2 separate regions of the Mus musculus genome follow, and region 1 is linked to region 2. Evidence: chromatin contacts called from ENCODE POLR2A ChIA-PET data. All regions are on one chromosome and are shown on one strand. Each heading gives the region's core, a stretch centred on a gene start or an enhancer-like site at or near the end of the contact. The rest is flanking DNA. Distances are from core to core; before and after follow the strand shown.

What was found. ChIA-PET counts read pairs that join two places held with the same protein, here RNA polymerase II (POLR2A).
Region 1: POLR2A ChIA-PET joins it to region 2 with 14 read pairs in Patski. The contact joins the promoter of Arl2 here to the promoter of Ehd1 in region 2. POLR2A ChIA-PET finds 5 or more read pairs at or near these places in 3 of 5 experiments (Patski and embryonic stem cell).

What each region holds. Positions count from the first base shown.
Region 1 is chr19:6,139,575-6,142,721 of GRCm38, reverse strand. Arl2 (ADP-ribosylation factor-like 2) reads left to right here and starts at 1,585. Exons shown (of 5, transcript NM_019722.3): 1 at 1,585-1,685. The coding sequence starts at 1,621. It overlaps LOC115489019 (a long non-coding RNA gene), which reads right to left. Exons shown (of 3, transcript XR_003952891.1): 3 at 808-3,092.
Region 2 is chr19:6,275,597-6,278,959 of GRCm38, reverse strand. It overlaps Ehd1 (EH-domain containing 1), which reads right to left and starts at 2,064. Exons shown (of 5, transcript NM_010119.5): 1 at 1,582-2,064. The coding sequence starts at 1,985. Gm14963 (predicted gene 14963) reads left to right here and starts at 2,382. Exons shown (of 2, transcript NR_168273.1): 1 at 2,382-2,667.

The DNA.
Region 1 (3,147 bases), core at 336-2,835, 140 kb after region 2:
CATTCAAGAACACATATATGGTTACAATTAAATAGAACCCTAGCTCTGCCCGGTAGTGGTGGCGCATGCCTTTAATCCCAGCACTTGGGACGCAGAGGCAGGCGGGTTTCTGAGTTCGAGGCCAGCCTGGTCTACAGAGTGAGTTCCAGGACAGCCAGAAAGAAAGAGAGAAAAACCTACACAGAGAAAACCCCTGTCTCGGAAAAAGCAAAAACAAACAAAAAACAAAAAAAGAGAAACTAACTCTTTGGGCCAGTGAGAAATCTCACCAATTAAAAAAAAAAAAAAAAAAAAAAAAAAAAAAAAAAAAAAACTTGCTGAGAAAGTCTGATGCTAAATTCCCTGCCTGGAACCCACATAAAAGTGCGACAATCGGGGCTGGAGAGATGGCTCAGCGGTTAAGAGCACTGACTGCTCTTAACCTGAGTTCAAATCTCAGCAACCACACCGGTGGCTCACAACAACCTATAATGAGATCTGATGCCCTCTTCTAAGGGGTCTGAAGACAGCTACAGTGTACTTACATATAAATTAATCTTAAAAAAAAAGTGTGAGAATCAGCTCCACAAAGTTGTCCTCTGATCTCCAGTGGTATGTGCAGACACGCGCGCGCGCACACACACACACACACACACACACATACAGAGTTTACACACAACAATGATGATTGTTTTGAGACAGGGTCTCAGATGTGTAGCCCTTTCTGTCCTCAATATATATACAGACCAGGCTGCCCTCAAACTCACAGAGATCCACTTGTCTATGCCACCCAGGCATTGGAATTAAAGATATGTGCCAACACAACCAGCAAAGAAAAAAAAATTTTTTTTAAAGAACTCTTGTCAAAGTCATTTACTGAAGATAATCTGATTGTACAGCTAGTACATGCCAGCAGCCATGAGGCTAAGCACCAGGTGGGCTTCAGGTTTTTTATCGTTGTTTTTTGAGACAGGCTCTGCCCTGCCAGTTTTATCCTAACAGTTGGGATAGAGCGTCTCAACCTGATAGGGTCCTAGATAGCACTCAATCCTTTGTGCGGGTCTGGTCCCTGCATTGCGGGGAGCTTGGAACTCTAAACAACCCAAGGAGGCCATACTGTCCGCACATTTAGAAATGGCCCCTAGGGGGAGTCATCATCCTCAAGTGAACGCACAGAGCCATTTCCGACAGAGTCCCGGACCAGGACCAACGGTTTTCCGTCACTGGTAAATGAATGGAAGTCACAAGATGCACTGGTGGGAACCGTATTACAGTCCCCGGATGATTCGTCAGCTCTTTGTGGAACCAGATTCCGACTCCTAGCTCAGAATCTCTTCGCGGCTACTCCCTACCCAGACGAGATACTGCTCGAGAAAGTCAGCCTCTGTCTGGCATCCGACCGAGGCCTCGGAGTCGGAAGGCTTAGGGACTTCTCCCTTGTCCCCACCAACCCTCTGCCTTCCCGACAAGGGTTAACGCAGCAGGCTTCAAAGTCGCCGCAGCGCCTCTAGGGGGCGACGCCCTGCACTCCTGTGGTCACGTGACAACGAGGGCGGCCACAAGCGCCAGGCTGGCCAATAGGAGACGGGAGCGGGGTCCCGGGACTAGAAGAAACGGCGGCCGGGAGGGGGCTACGGGATCATGGGGCTTCTGACCATTCTGAAGAAGATGAAGCAGAAAGAGCGAGAGCTGCGGCTGCTCATGCTGTATCCTCCGAGCGCTAGAGCGGTCGCGAGGGTAGCGGGGCCCGCCGGGTGGGCGGAGCCGGGCGTGGGGGGGCGCGGCCGCCGTGGGTACCTATTGCCGGTGGTGCGTCACGCACGCGGCGCTACCACTGCTCGGCGCGGGGCCGGGGAGGGCCGTACCACTCTGCGGGGTGGGGGTTGGCGTGCAGAAGGCAGCCCGGTGGTCTCAAGGCCCGGCCTAGACTTGGGACTCCAGTATCACTGCGAGGCGCGACGCAGTGGTGGTGACTCGGACGTCACGCTGCCTCGGGCTGGCCCGAGCGTGGGCCCTGCTCCTCCCTGGCGCTGACCCCCTCCCCTTCATCTACGGGTGTAGGCCTTGGCGCTTCCCTTAGGGTCGGAATCCCAGGGTCTCGAGGACCGCCTAGGCTCCTGCGAGTAGGCGTGGACTCGGTTGGCCACAGGTCCCGCTGTCACTTAAGGCCACCAGCGACCTTTCACCGCATTAACTGGCACCTGCATCACCCGTCTTGCACTGTGCCGGGCCACCTAGGCATCTGCGATCCACAAAGTAGCAGAGGGAGAAAAGGAAATTTAATGTGCACGTAGAACTTTACCACTCGTGCGTGTTTTAGACAATTCTGAGAAAGACACTCATTAGATGACCTCCAAGCACCTATGTTAGGGAATTCGGTAAAACAGGGAAGCGAAAAAGGCTTCATTTCAGATATTCTGTGATGAAAGGGGAGAAAAAATTGATAAAGCAAGTAAGATATGTAGTGTAGGATGAGAAGAATAGAGTCCACAAGGAGGTAGAGAGAGCTGGGAAAACGTAAGCAGAGGACCTGCAAGTGCGAAGGCCCTGGAGGAGGATAAGACAGGCATGTTCAAGAAAGGTTGAGAAGGAAAGAGCTGGAGAGAGGGAGAGCCCATGGGCTGGGGCCATTTAGGCAGCTGGACTATGAAGGGAGCACAGGATGGTGGCTTAGACCATGGTGGTAGTAGGAGAGTATTATGACTTGCTGCTGAATGGGAGAAGACAATGAGGGAGATGTAGCCAAGCATGAACTGGTCTCTGGCCAGAGTGTTCAGAAGGACAAGGAGCCACTTGCTGAGATGAGAGACGCATGTCCCTGGGAAGACACCAACCCTGACTGTTGGGCAGGTAGGTAGCAGCCATCAGCCTAGAAACGATCATGGGATGGCCCAGCTGGGGAGTGCTGAGACCCAGGTGTAGACGCTTGTGTGAAGTCAGATGAGGGTAACAGGATGGGGTCTGGGAGAGGGCCAAGGAAAGAGCAGCAGCGCCCGGAGCAGAGCAGAAGCTGGGCCACCCGGCCAGTGGAGAGCAGTAAGGGGGTCTTCGGAGACCTACCTGGCAAAGTGAGGCTTCAGGAAGCATCAGGAGCCAGTCTGCTAACAGTAGACCTGTAGAAAGCAAGAGGCTAAGTAAAACTGGTGCAGTGGTGAAGAACCAGGGAAC
Region 2 (3,363 bases), core at 815-3,314:
AGTGAGCTGGGGGCTACTGGGATGGTGTGGGCGGTCCTCTAGCCCTTTAAGTTCTGAATTTCCACAGGTGGGAAACTGAGAAGGTGCCAAGTTCCTCATTTCACAAGAGGTCTGCCCTCACAGTGAGGTGAAGACAGAGGAAGGCAGCAGCAGTTGGAACAGCAAGTCTTCCAGTCTCTCCTGAGGCAGAGACCTAAAGCATGAACGAACTCCTTAGCCCAGCAGCCAAACTTCTCTCAAGACCAAAGGCTCCCACCAACTGCAATCTGAGCCAATGGCCTACCTACAGGGGCGGCAAAGCTCAAACATCCTTAGGCAAAGGCTCCAGGCTAAGGGGACTTGAGCATAGTATACAACCCAGGCTGTCAAGCACACACCATTATCATAAAACAAGATAGGCTGAAATTGCCTAGAAGGGACAAAAGGACGTTAAAGATCAGCTCCTTGAAAGGAGGCAGGCCTGGCAGCAAGCTTGCTCTAGAACAAGCTGGCCCGCCCTGTTGGGCCGGACAGTGTCTACAGAGGAATGTGCTCACACAGGGCGGAGACCTGGAAAGCAGGATTCACATTCTTTCCAAGGCTGTTCCCCTAGGCAGAATGCAGAAGTCGAAAGGCATGTAGAGTCACTCCTTGAAAGAGGGAGCAGAGAGGGCAGGGTCTGTGAGTCCTGTCATACCTCCTGTGGGAGGAGTCTGGGATGCCCCAATGCCCTTAAAGATCCTGGGTGTTAAGAGCTCCTCAGGCAGGCCACTGTGATTCATTCATAGCATCCTGAGGGGCTGACTCTAACTCACCGGGAACTGGTTAAGCTGAGACTCCAGGAGACACACGAAGTCTATCCAATCTATCCTAGACTATGGGTCTGGTCATTTCAGGAGCCACAGTGTTACCACCCCCTGAAGTCCCTGAAGTCTCCTGAGGCAACACTGACTTAAGCTTTTTTTGTTTTGTTGTGTTTGAGACAGGGTTGTCTCCTGTACTCCTGGCTGGTTTGGCATTCACGTAAGTGCTGCTTTTAGGAGGGGTGTTGGGACTCCTTCATCCCCTGCCTTCAAAGGGGGCTGCCCCCAAATCAGCAGACCAAAGCATAGCCTCCGCGCCCTTCCTACACAAAACCACTGGTCCCTGGAGATGTGACGCAGAGAGTGACACACTAGCAAAAGGAACATCTAAGTCTCGAGGTTTCCCAGGACACACACTTTAAAAACGGACCCCAGAGGAGGAGGGGGATTCATGAGAATGAGCTGGGTGCCTCCAGAATGAGGAACAAGAAAGGGGGGACAGCAATGGTTCATCTTCTCACAGCAGCCCCCCGCTCTGTGGGAAGTAGGTCTGGGGTCTGCAGGAGGATGTGAGAGTTAAACTGAAAACCTGGAAGGTTCTGGGAATGACAGAAGCCAGAAGAGTGGACGATGCCTAGTCTCTAACTTCTCTCGGGTAGTTAGTGGGACGCAGCAAAGCCGGTGTCCCTGGGAGTGGTCGCCTAGGGTCTGGCGGGGGCTCTCGGAGACAAAGGCCGGCTGGGGGCAATGGCTCCGGAGGCCTTTGGTATCCTCGCGCTGGGGGGCAAGGGGTGGGTACCTGTTGAGGAAGGCGTTGCCGAAGGCGTTGAGCTTGCGGAAGGGGCGCCGCGGGTCCACGACGAGCGCGTTGCCGGGCACCACGCCCTCGGTGGGGCCGTGCATGACCGCGATGAAGGAGTCGGTGGTGGGCTCCGGCCCGATGCGCATCCCCGGGAAGTCCTGCTCGATCAGGTGGCGGATGAAGGTGGTCTTGCCGGTGCTGTACTGGCCGACCAGGAGCACCATCGGCTTGTTGTCGAAGTCAGCGTCCTCCAGCGCGGGCGAGTGGAACTCGTGGAAGCGATAGTGCTCCTCCAGCGGCAGCAGCTTCTGCGCGTACAGCTGCCGCAGCCCCTCGGCCACCGTCTGGAAGAGCTCCGGCTCCTTCTTGCGGCGGGCATCCTTGCTCACCCAGCTGAACATGATGCCGGAGACGGGGCTGGCTGCTACAGGACGGAGCGGTGGCTGAGCGGGACTGGGGCGCGCGGCCGAGGAGGGGCCGGCCGGCCGGCGGAGGGCAGAGGGGCAGGGGGCGGGGCGCTGCCCGCACCGCGCAGGCGCAGGCTCGAGGGCCGGCGTGAGGACCACGACAGCGCCCTCTGCCGAGGGTCGCGCGAACCTCGTCGAGCCGCCCCTTTATAATAAGCCGGAGCCCGGCGTTCCCGCACGCTGGCCGCCGCCTCGAGGCTGGCCCGAGAGGAGGCGGGGGAAGAGCCCTCCAGGCCCCGCCCCATTCGCGTGCCACGTCCTCTTCTGCTTCCCATTAGCTGATTTCAAATATCGCGAGCTCGTGGCTGCGGTGCCTTGGCAACCGCACCTGTTTTGCTCCGCCCCTCGAGGGATGGCTCGTGGAAGTGTGGCGGTCGCGGGTGCCAGAGTCTGGCGTCGAGATGTACTAAGTCTGAGCACCATCTAGCACGTGTGGGCTTCCGGACACCCCCAAGTACTTCAGCTGCGCTCCCCAACTGCAGTGTTTCCGCTGGCTAGGAACTCCCAAAAGCATCGGGAGCCTCACCCTTTGGTCTTTTAGCGACTCTGGAGAGGGACAGGACAGCGGGAATAGGGAAAGCCGAGGGAGTACAGGACACCGGGAAGAGGAATATCGGTAAGGAAGGAGGAAGAGTGCGCTGGGACTCCACTCAGACTGATGGGAGAGGGACACGGCAATGGAAACAATTGACGTGACCTAGCGGGGAGTTTTCACCAAGGCGGTGCCAGCTGCGGAATGGGGTAAAAAGTTGCAGCTTTCTGGCTAGATGAGTTTGGAGGAAGTGAAATCGGAAATACCCTTTGTAAGGAAGAGGGGCAGTGTTGAGCAACAATGAAATGTTGTGGGAACTTAGGGGAAATTAAAAGCCCCAAAATTTCCGCTTTCCTGTCAGGGACACCACCAGTACCATCTCTTGTTCCGTTCTGAGTCCCAACCTGTTTCCAGTTGGTAGCTGTTCCCCACCATCATACCTGGCCACACCTAAGCCCCCTTGGCTGTGTCTGCTGGTGTCTAGTGGGTGATGTCAGAGATTTGGGGACTATGATTGTTAGGTAACTAATATCAGGTCACCCAAGTGGCAGGAGGATCTAAGGGCCATTGGAGAAGTCTAAAAGGCACCGGAGGAGTTGTTTAGCACACAGTTGTGGTCTCAACTGTTTGGAAAGGTTGGAGGATCACTTGAACCCATCGATTTGAGGCCAGCCTCGACAACAGACGCTGTCTTAAAAGAAAAAAAAAAAAAGACAAAATATTTATCGATGAGGCTAAATTCATAGCTTAGTGGTAGAAGCACTTGCTTAGCGTGCACAA